2 separate regions of the Mus musculus genome follow, and region 2 is linked to region 1. A link is a loop called in an ENCODE intact Hi-C map of the cell type or tissue named here. Cell type or tissue: left cerebral cortex. All regions are shown on one strand. Links, peaks and the distances in the headings refer to the core of each region. The heading gives the core; the rest is flanking DNA.

Region 1 (5,172 bases), core at 412-4,411:
AGTAAAGAGGTTTAGGCGGCTGGCAGGGGCTCTCTGTCCTGGTCTCGAGCCATCTGCAGTAGAGGTGGCAATGTTGAGGCCCTGAGCTCTCATGTGAGCCTCTGTTGTAAGTCATGGGAGCCTTGCCAGGCAGGTGGGTCCAAAGATCTAATGATGGATGCTTTGGTGTGGAGAGCCTCCCCCTAAGTGTAACAACTCAGTGAAAACAGCCCTTCATAAATAGCTTGTGTTCTTTACTCCATGTGGACAGGTTCTATATGAACCTTTGGGAGTGGGATGGGATTTTGGGGATAAATGCCTTTATTGGCTATGTGGCTAAGATGATGGGGATGCTCTGTAGCTGCCCAGAGGCAAAGGATGAACTGGGTTACCTGAAAGGGCAGCTGGAAATGGAAAAGGATGGGTGTGAGAAAAGGATAAGCCAAGGCAAAGGTTGTGATCAAGGCTCAAAGTTTAACAATCAGCACTGTGTTACATAGGGAGAGCCCACAGACCCATCCTTTGTTTCAGCTGGATTATGTTGCAAAGCAAGCTCAGCCTGCAGTCTTCTCCTGTAGGAAATTGCAGGTGCAGCAGGGGGAAGACTCCACATGAGTCATTAAGTTCCAACTGTGGCAGGCACTTAGGTCTATTTAGCCCACTCCAGTCTGGGGGAAGGGCACAATGCTCTAATTTGCATGGGGAAGAATTCCAGGTGCTAGGCTCTGTTGGTGGTCACCAGGTTTTGTGCTGTGAGGCAAGCACGGAAATGGGGAAGGAGTTAGTTCCACTCCTGCAGGTCCCGGGATGAGATTTAAATCTCAAGTTTTGAGATTTCCAAGGTTTGAACATGCTGCACCTTGCCAGTTCCAAGTCAGTTCCTCTGATAGTTATACATGCCCCATAGACAACCAAGTGAAACCCTGTCTCAAAGGGAAGAGACTGGAGGACACAGCGGCAGAGACCCTGCCTGGTGTGTGTGTGAAGATATAGATTCAAGCCCTGGTGCTGGGGAAAATTCTGCTGCACCTGATCCTCCTGAGTCTCTGCAGTCTTCTAGGCCATGTGATTTTCATCCTCCCTTTGTTGTGGAATAGTTGGTCACACTGTGAACCCCAAGATTGTGTTGTTTACTGGAGTAACCTTTTAGTTGTGATGTGGCTCAGCCCTTTAATTCAAGAACTTTCTTGATTATTTCAGGATTAGAAAAAGTCAACCATAGGTCAAGAGGCAGAACAAGCAACCAGTTGACAGGAAGTGAACATAGGATTATTAAGGAAAAACCTTAGAGAGTGAGAGAGAGTCTGGAGGACAGATAGAGACGCACAGGAAGTAGAAGGGAGGGACAGTCAGTTTGAAGGAGGGTTTGGAGAAGGCATGAGAGAAGGGATTGCTTCTGAGACATCAGATGAGGAGGAAGGGCAGCTGGGTGCTTCCTCTGCCTCTCTGAGCTAGCAGGCTTTCACCCCAGCATCTGGGTCCCAACTCGTCTTGGGAAAAAATGGTTGAGATTTTGTTGAAAAGCAACACCCCTTGCTCCTTCTCTCTGAAGCTATCTTTTCCACCCCCTTCACTTTTGCATAGCTCATCTTCTAGCCGCCCCTGTCATCTTCCATGCAGGCTTTGTTTTGTATACATTGTGCCGTGAAACCCTTTCCTCTAATAACAAATGAAAAGGGTTGTGAATAAAGTCCCCCTCCACAGCCTCCAGGGTGTTCTCTCCATCCCAGGATACACAACACTTTCTTGATTGTGTTTTAATTGTATGCATCCTCCTCTTCTTCCTCCTCCTCCTCTTATTTTTTTTTTTTAATCAGAAACAAAATCTCATGTAGCCCAGGCTGACCTTGAACTCAGGTCACTATGTAGTAAGTTCAACCTGATCATCCTCTGTCCATCTCCTAGGTGCTGTATGTCAGGTACACAGTACCAGGCTGGACGCTATGCTTGTACTTAGCACTTTCTCTGTGCAATGCTACTGCTACAGACCCACCTAGTCGGTGGAGTGAACAAACACATTTATGCCTGGTGGCATTTAATACATGGCTTTTGTAACCCATGAATGTCTTCTTTTTCTTCCCTCTGTGGTCTATTTTGTTTTCTAAAGTGTTTTTGTTCTTTTGTTTTGTTTAGACAGAGTTCCTTGATGTAAGCCAGCTGTCCTTCATCCATGATCTGGGACCAAAGGGCCTGTAAGTTCCAGGGCTGGGTTACAAGCAAGTGTAAAGGAGCTGGTGGGTTTGAATGCCTGATGCAGCAGCTGGTGACTCGAGTGGGAGCCAGGCCTTCCTGGGGTTCTCCCACCAGACTTCACACAACTACAGTGAGGTGCTCTTGTGAAACAGAGTGCCCCCTGCAGGAAACAGTGGCTGCAGCTAGCCCATTTTTCTGGTGTGCTGACCCATTGTAACCAACCAGGGGTAATGTTCAATATACATAGTCAGTATCCTCACAGAAGTGAGGGGTCAAATACACAAGATGCCTTCTCCCAATCACTTCTTCAATCTGTTTGCAATTCCTCTTGATAGTTACTTAAGAATAATACCTTGTGAAATGTATAAATAAATACACAGGAAGTGTACTCAGTGGCTATTTTTCCTTCACAATAATAGGGCTTGCTCATATAAGGAGCTTGCCTTTTTAATGATTTTAAAAATTAATATTAACTATGTATATATGCATGTTTGTGCATGCATACCGTATGCCTCTGCAGAGGTCATAAGAGGGTATCTGTCTGATCCCTGGAGTTGGACTCATAGATGCTGTGAGCTGACCAATGTGGCTTTTCTCCCAGTGCAAAAGTTTTCTTACCCTCTGAACTGTTGCTCCAGCCCCAGAGCTTACTCACTCTTTTAATTTTAGCTAAGAGCAATGCTAGTAGTTGTTTTAAAATTGTTTTTCTTTTCTTAAATTATTATTATTGTACATCTTTTGAAATCAAGATATTAGGCGTTGTTTTGAGTTAGGGTCTCATGTAGCCCAGGTTTGCCTGGAATTCGTTTATGTAGCTGAGAGCAACCTTAAAAAATTGATTTTCCTATCTCTACCACCCAAATTCTGGGATGCTAGGCATATGCTACCATGCCAAGCTAAAATTGTCACCATTTCCATAGCCCTTAGCTCTGGTCTGCTTTCTTCATATGGTTTGGTTGATAGAGATGTGCATGAAGTCATGTGAAAATGTGCTGGACTCAGGGTGGGGGTGGGGCCTACTCCACTTCTCTGCTGCAGTCACAGGGGCTGCAGGCAGGACTTAGCATTAAGGTCAGGAGCCAGGGTGCAAAGCTCCTACTGTATTGGCAAAATCCCTGGTCCACAAATGCAGAAAGGGCTACATTTGACAGAGGGCCTGTAAGAGCCTCTGCTGATGTGCCCAGGCTGACAAAGAGCAGTAAGCAAGTGGAAGGTGCCGATCGGGAGGGGAGAGAGGAAGTTATGTGAGAGTCCATGGATGGTGTATATGGTCACTGGCTCTGAGGATGATTGAGCCAAGTGTGAACTGTAAGTGTGAGCATGACGGCCCACTGTGATGTCTCCTTCAGGGAAGGAATGATCATGAAAAGGTCTGGGGGACACAGGATACCAGGTGTGAATTGCTGTGGCCATGGACGAGCCTGCTACCGGTGGTCAAAGAGGTAGGACTGGGACTCAGAGATTGGTTTTGTGTGTCTGGTTAAATAAACCGAGCATTTGGGTGTTTGAATCCTAGCCTTGACCGATTGTTTTGAGATGTAGCCCAGTCTGGACTCAGCCATTATGTGGCCTAGATGAACCTTGAACTTCCTGGTGCTCCTTTCTCCGCTTGCCAAGCGGGGCATAGCAGATGTTCACCACCATGCGCAGCTCCCAGACTCTAGGATGAAATTTTAAAGTGACAGTTTTTTTTCTAACTCGGCTAGCTCCCAAATGATTGAGACAAGACCTTTTGACTTCTTCAATAAGCTTTAAGCACACTAACTGAACAGCTATCCTAATACTCTATACTATCTAGCTACTTTCCCATCCATATGCCCCAAGCTTTTTGCAGTTTGAATTGCCCTGGCTTGTTCTGTTCCATGTGTGTCCCCGTGAGTGGGACAAACTCCCCTGGTGGTTCCTCCGCACGCCCAACCTCATGTTAACCTTTTTCCTCTTGCTCCACCTCATGGCACTTCTTTCCTGGACCTTCACTTGCCCTGTGGCTGACTCTTTCTCCCTGACGCTTCTCTCTCAGGCATCTGGCTGGGATTGGAAGTCCAGCTCTTCTATCTCCTCTGCCCAGTCATTGGCTGTTCAGCCTTTTACTAACGAATCAGAGATAACTGGGGAGCATCCTTCACACCACACTGATACAGCAGATTCTTCAATGTTCGTTACAGTGCGCGTGTCCAGACCGTAACTAGATCTCGGGCACAGAAATCAGCATCTGAATACAGAGAAAAAGACCAACCGCCGACATCACACTCCATCTTGCTGCAGCCGCTTAGAACATAAGCAGTGGTATACAAAAGCCAGAGACTCACACTTGAGTTTTCTTCTTACCCTAAATTGAACAAAACCTTGGGAAGAGGCTGACCGAAGGATATCAGGTTATGAGGAAGCTAGTTACAGAGAAGTTCTCAGGAAGCATTAGCTGGGGAAGATAGCTAGAAAGGACAGAGATGGGATCCCCAGAGGGTCATGAGTAACACAAACTCACCACGCATGCAGGAAGAGGATGGAGTTACAGGCCTTGGCATCTCCAACTGTGGCATCTCCTGGAGGTGGTTGTTCCAGATTCATGTGGCCCTGATGTTCACTCCTATCTTTTGCCTAGGTCATTTGCTAGGAGCCAGTCACAACTTTCTACACCTAAGGTTTACAAACCCAGTGAATACTTTTTCCTCCCCAGAGACTCTCGGCTACCAGACCAGACTGGGTTACTCATTGGCGCTGGTGGCCCCTGACTTTGGCCAGCACCTCTGGTCAACGCACAGTGGCTCCTGACTCTGGCCAGCACCACCTCATTGTATGATTCAGACATGCCAGTGATTATTTATTGAATGAATCAGTCAACGACTGAGCCAAGTGACAGTGCTGTCACCTACCACAGTAAAACCACTCTAGGTGATTCCAACACCATACACTGCACACAAATAATAGGTACACATAGAAGGAGAATTCAACATTTAAGATAAGCCCAGTAATGAATCCTTACCGAAGCTGCTGGCCACT
Region 2 (5,172 bases), core at 366-4,365, 56 kb before region 1:
TCCTAAAGATAGCTTATTTATTTATTTATTTATTTATTTATTTATTTATTTATTGCTGTAGGGTTTTACTGTGTAACTAGGACTGACCTCAAACTCAGGGTCCCCTGCCTCACCCCGTGGAATGCTTCTGGAATTAGATGTGCCCCCACATCCAGGGAGAAGAAGCTTTAGAGAATGAAGCTATGTCACTAGCTCACCTAGCTGAGTCGGGGGTCTATCTGAGACTTCCTTGGGAATTCGAATGAACTGTTTTTTATGATTTATGTTGGCAAACTCAAGCCACATGAAAGAGATGACTTTAGGTTTAATTGCTTTCTGGCATCGATATTTCCCAGAAATCTACTTTTGTAGGTGAGAACGTTTTAATGATTCCTAACTGCACTTCAGTGTTAAAGGGACTGGCTCTTCCTGTTCTTCCACTGTCAAGCCCTCTCCTTCCCCTGAGGTCTCTTAGAACATTCCAGGCGTCTCCTGTTTCTGCCAGCAGGTGGGGTACTGGCACTTATAAATCCACTGTTACTTGCTCCAGCCTGGTTTTCTTCTCTCAGTGCTGGGATTCTCCTGTCTTCCCTGATTTTTATCTCCAGGAGAAACTGTTGGACTAGGGCCTGGATTAGGGAGATGAAGAGGTGGATGTTAGATCTGAGCTGTCTCTGGGTTTGCCTGCCTGACGTTGTGGCGCTAACAAACACAAATCCCTTATGTGTCATAGGTGTTGAGTAACTTAGCTTTATCATCTAAGTTCTGCTCGGCAGCAAATGAATCAGGTTTTCCTTGCCTTGTTTGAGCCTGTGTTACACTACAGAGGAAATTTAGCTTACTATGTTAAAGTAGATCCGATTTAAGTAAATTAGAACTTTATATAAAAATAGCAAGTCTTTGAAACATTATTCCTGGGGTTGAAAAGTAGGTAACAATTGTATTTATTGTGAGTAGGTTATGTTAAAAGGCTGAGTGAACTGTTTAGGGTTTAGTCACTTGAAAAAAATTATCAATTACTTTTATGTAGAATAAAAACTGAATTTAGTTTGTTTATTTTGAAACCAAGGTATATGATATTAAGAAACAGTAATGATGCATTTGAAAATATCTTTTTAAGGAGATATGGTGGTATATGACTTTAATCTCAGCACTCAGGAGACAGAGGCTGGTAGATCTCTGTAAATTTAAGGCTAGCCTAGTCTACAGAGTGAGTTCCAGGACAGCTAAGGCTGATAACACAGAGAAACTTTGTTTGTTTGTTTGTTTGTTTGTTTGTTTGTTTGCCAGTACACATGTGTCTGAATGTATGTGTTCATGTGGAGGCCAGAGGATGGCACCTGGGAGCCGGTTCTCTCCTTCACCCTGTGGGACCTGGGGCTTGAACTCAGGCCATCAGTCTTGGCAGCAAGCGCCCTTTCTTGCTTAGCCATCATCCTGGCTCCTTGTGGGGAGGATCTTTTTATCCTACAAATATATCTTAAGTGACAAACTGATATAAAGAAAGCTGACTTACAGATTTATAGACAAATCAGACCTGACATTAGGAGGCTCTTTGACAGATTTTTCTTGTGACCTATATTAATATTTGAGCATTTGTAATGAAGTTTTCAGCTTGTTCTATATTATGTAAAAAATGGAAAGCTAGCGACAGTATGAGTCTGACTCTCAGAAACAATAATGCTGTATATCTTATTATACAGTCTGAAGTTACAGTGCTGTATGTTTCAGGATCAGCACCCAACTTAGGCAACACTTATAAAAGTCATTTCATGGCCCCAACGGAGGGGAGACTGTACTGCCCTTGTTTAACGTGAATCAGCCTTTTAGTGCAATGTCTAGGGGACACAAGTGAATGACAGTTCTCTTTGTTTTAAGTGTGTGCTCTGGCTTTCTTCGGCAACCAGTGCAAAACTGAAGCCTTAGCTCTAGTCTGTGTGGCTTTTCTTTTCTCACGGCAGAGTGTCTACTTAGCATATGGGGCGTGGTTTCAAGTTCATTATTGAAGCTTATAGGCTAAAGTGCTCTGTGGGCTTGACCGGCTTGAATTGCCTTTAGGGAGCCTGCCAAAGCTGAGCTTGGGAACAGGACGGCTTCCCCTGTTTATGTGGATTTGTAGGGTAGCCAACTCCCCCCCCCCTCGACTTTCAACTGCTTTGGACATTAGCTTCATAGGAAGAATTCATTCTTTAGAGTAAAATGGAGCACCGCTTTTTGCCAGGGGCCCCAGGTTAGTAACGCTTTGAACTTTCTGTTTTGTGTCAGATTTTCTTTCTGTGCCATCAGGGAGTTGGAGTGTCAGCTAGGAGAAGGCTTGTGCTATTGCTGCGTTAGAAAAGAATACTTTTGATTCTGTTGATCCTGCGGGGCTGGGGAGGGAGGGGGTGGCTACATTTTTCTGACTACGATATTTTTTCTGTCAATCTAAATGGAGCCAAGAGGAAAGAGCGTATTCGTGTTGGAGTCGTGGTTTAAAGGGTTGTAATTGTTTGTAAGCATTTTTTGCTTCCTTTTTTTTTTTTTTTTTTTTGGTAATGACTTTCTCTGTGTCCTCCCAGTATGGCTAGGCAGAACTCTGGTTTTATGCATGGTGATGTTATTTTAGTTTTTGAGCTAAGAGGCGTGTTGTATTCTAGCAAGCCCCACCTCACACTCCACTTGTTGGATATGGTTTTCCCTGGGGCCTGCTCCTCGGAGTTCTAGCTGATCAGATGTCATGTCATTTTTACTTTATAGACTGTCCTGTGAAATACCTACAGAATGACTGATACGGGTGGAGTGTCCAGGTGGGCTCAGAGGGGACCTGGGTCCTCCTGGGCTTGTTGCTGTTTTTATTCAAGTAGCTCCCTAGAATAAGAGGTCACCCTAAAGTACATATGCCCGTAAAATTGGAGTGTGATGTGCAAGACATGAAAGTAGTGTTAATAATAATAATAAAGAAATGAAGTCAATAAAATTAAGAGAATAGCTCCCTCAATTTCCCGGAGTTAAAGAGCTCAGTTCATTTGCCCCGGAGGCATCTGGCAGGAGACCACTCTACAAGACAGGCTCCGTTTGACACTGTTTCAAAGTGTGTACTTCTTGGGAACTGGCTTCTCTTTGCCTTGTATAGGTAAGGTACATCAGTTCAAATGGATAAACGAATATTTTAAAATATGCTAATATATGCTATTGTGTGTCTACTAATGGCTAGTCTCTTCTCTTTTTGACCCAATGGGACAGTCAGTGCATCAGCGTCTGTTTTATCATCTTTTTCATTTAAGTATTTTTAAAGATGGAGGAAAAATGGAGACAGAAGTATTCGTGTGTTCATGTGTTTGTGTGCATGTGTGTGTGTGCGCGTGTGCGTGTGTGCAAGCACATAGTCTTTAAGGTACTAAATTTTAAGGACCTTGTTATTTCCTGTCTCCGCTGAATCTGAAGCTATAAAGTAAAGGCTGTAAGCCATTACAGATTATGACCATGGACTTTACACCCCTAAGATTGGTAGTACAGTTACATTACTGCCCCCACCTCCCCAGATATGCCCTTTAACCTCAAATCTGCCAGGCAGCTTTGCCTTCTCAAAAAGAGACAAAGATTGATCCAGCTTTACTGTACTTTAAGTGTATACCATGTGTACACTCCCACTGCAGACGGCTGTGCTGTTGTCTAATTATTAATTATTAAATGCTTTGGGGAGGCTCAAGAGAGGGTCTCTCTGTGTAGTCCTGGCTATCCTGGAATTCACTATGTAGACCAAGGTGACTTTAAATTCAGGTCCTCCTGCCTCTGCCTCCTGAGTGCTAGGAGTGAAGGTCTGTGGCACCATGTTCACCCAAATGCTATTAATTTAAATCTTTTTTTTTTCAAATTTTTATTAGATATTTTCTTCATTTACATTTCAAATGCTATCCCGAAAGTCCCTTATACCCTCCCCACGCCCTACTCCCCTACCCACCCACTCCCACTTCTTGGCCCTGGTCTTCACCTGTACTGGGGCATATAAAGTTTGCAAGACCAAGAGGCCTTTCTTCCCAATAATGGCCGACTAGGCCATCTTCAGCTACATATGCAGCTAGAGATGTGAGCTCTGGGGGTACTGGTTAGTTCGTATTGTTGTTCCACCTATAGGGTTACAGACATCTTCAGCTCCTTGGATACTTTCTCTAGCTCCTGTGTTCCATCCAATAGATGACTGTGAGCATCCACTTCTGTATTTGCCAGGCACAGGCCTGGCCTCACAAGAGAGAGCTATATCAGGGTCCTTTCAGCAAAATCTTGCTGGCATGTACAATAGTGTCTGGGTTTGGTGGCTGATTATGGGAAGGATCCCCAGGTGGAGTAGTGTCTGGATGGTCCATCCTTTCGTCTTAGCTCCAAACTTTGTCTCTATAATTTCTTCCATAGGTATTTCCCTATTCTAAGGAGGAATGAAGTATCAACACGTTGGTCTTCCTTCTTCTTGATTTTCTTGTGTTTTGCAAATTGTATCGTGGGTATTCTAAGTTTCTTCTAATATCCACTTATCAGTGGGTGCATATCAAGTGACTGCTTTTGTGATTGGGTTACCTCAGTAAGGATGATATCTTCCAGATATATCCATTTGTATGAAGAATTTCATAAATTCGTTGTTTTTAATAGCTGAGTAGTACTCCATTGTGTAAATGTACCACATTTTCTGTATCCATTCCTCTGTTGAGGGACATCTGGGTTCTTTCCAGCTTCTGGCTATTATAAATAAAGCTGCTATGAACATAGTGGAGCATGTGTCCTTATTACAAGTTGGAACATTTTCTGGGTCTATGCCCAGGAGAGGTATTGCTGGATCCTCCGGTAGTACTATGTCTAATTTTCTGAGGAACCGCCAGACTGATTTCCAGAGTGGTTGTACAAGCTTGCAATCCCACCAGCAATGGAGGAGTGTTCCTCTTTCTCCACATCCTCGCCAGCATCTGCTGTCACCTGAATTTTTGATCTTAGCCATTCTGACTAGTGTGAGGTGGAATCTCAGGGTTGTTTTGATTTGCATTTCCCTGATGATTAAGGATGTTGAACATTTTTTCAGGTGCTTCTCAGCCCTTCAGTATTCCTCAGTTAAGCATTCTTTGTTTAGCTCTGTACCCCATTTTTGTAATGGAGTTATTTGAATTTCTGGAGTTCAGCTTCTTGAGATCTTTGTATATATTGGATATTAGTCCCCTATCAGATTTA

Evidence for each region. A loop is a pair of places that touch in the nucleus more often than their neighbours do. Peaks named below come from ENCODE experiments on the same cell type or tissue, not always from the same donor. Only the 100,000 strongest peaks of a DNase experiment are listed, where the experiment ranks them.
Region 2: a loop joins it to region 1, with 6 times the contacts of the local background. A loop is called at or near these places in 9 of 42 quality-filtered maps.

Annotation. Positions count from the first base shown.
Region 1 is chr3:28,037,664-28,042,835 of GRCm38, forward strand. It overlaps Pld1 (phospholipase D1), which reads left to right. Exons shown (of 27, transcript NM_001164056.1): 8 at 2,113-2,171; 9 at 3,522-3,614. Among named protein-coding and RNA genes, the nearest start is that of Pld1, 100 kb to the left of the region's middle. In left cerebral cortex, for the core only: a CTCF peak has its summit at 2,335 (motif pointing left); a DNase peak (open chromatin) is centred at 2,309.
Region 2 is chr3:27,982,128-27,987,299 of GRCm38, forward strand. The region is part of intron 2 of Pld1 (phospholipase D1); the gene reads left to right. Among named protein-coding and RNA genes, the nearest start is that of Pld1, 46 kb to the left of the region's middle. In left cerebral cortex, for the core only: a CTCF peak has its summit at 478; DNase peaks (open chromatin) are centred at 537 and 1,989; H3K4me3 peaks cover 1,543 bases; H3K27ac peaks cover 492 bases.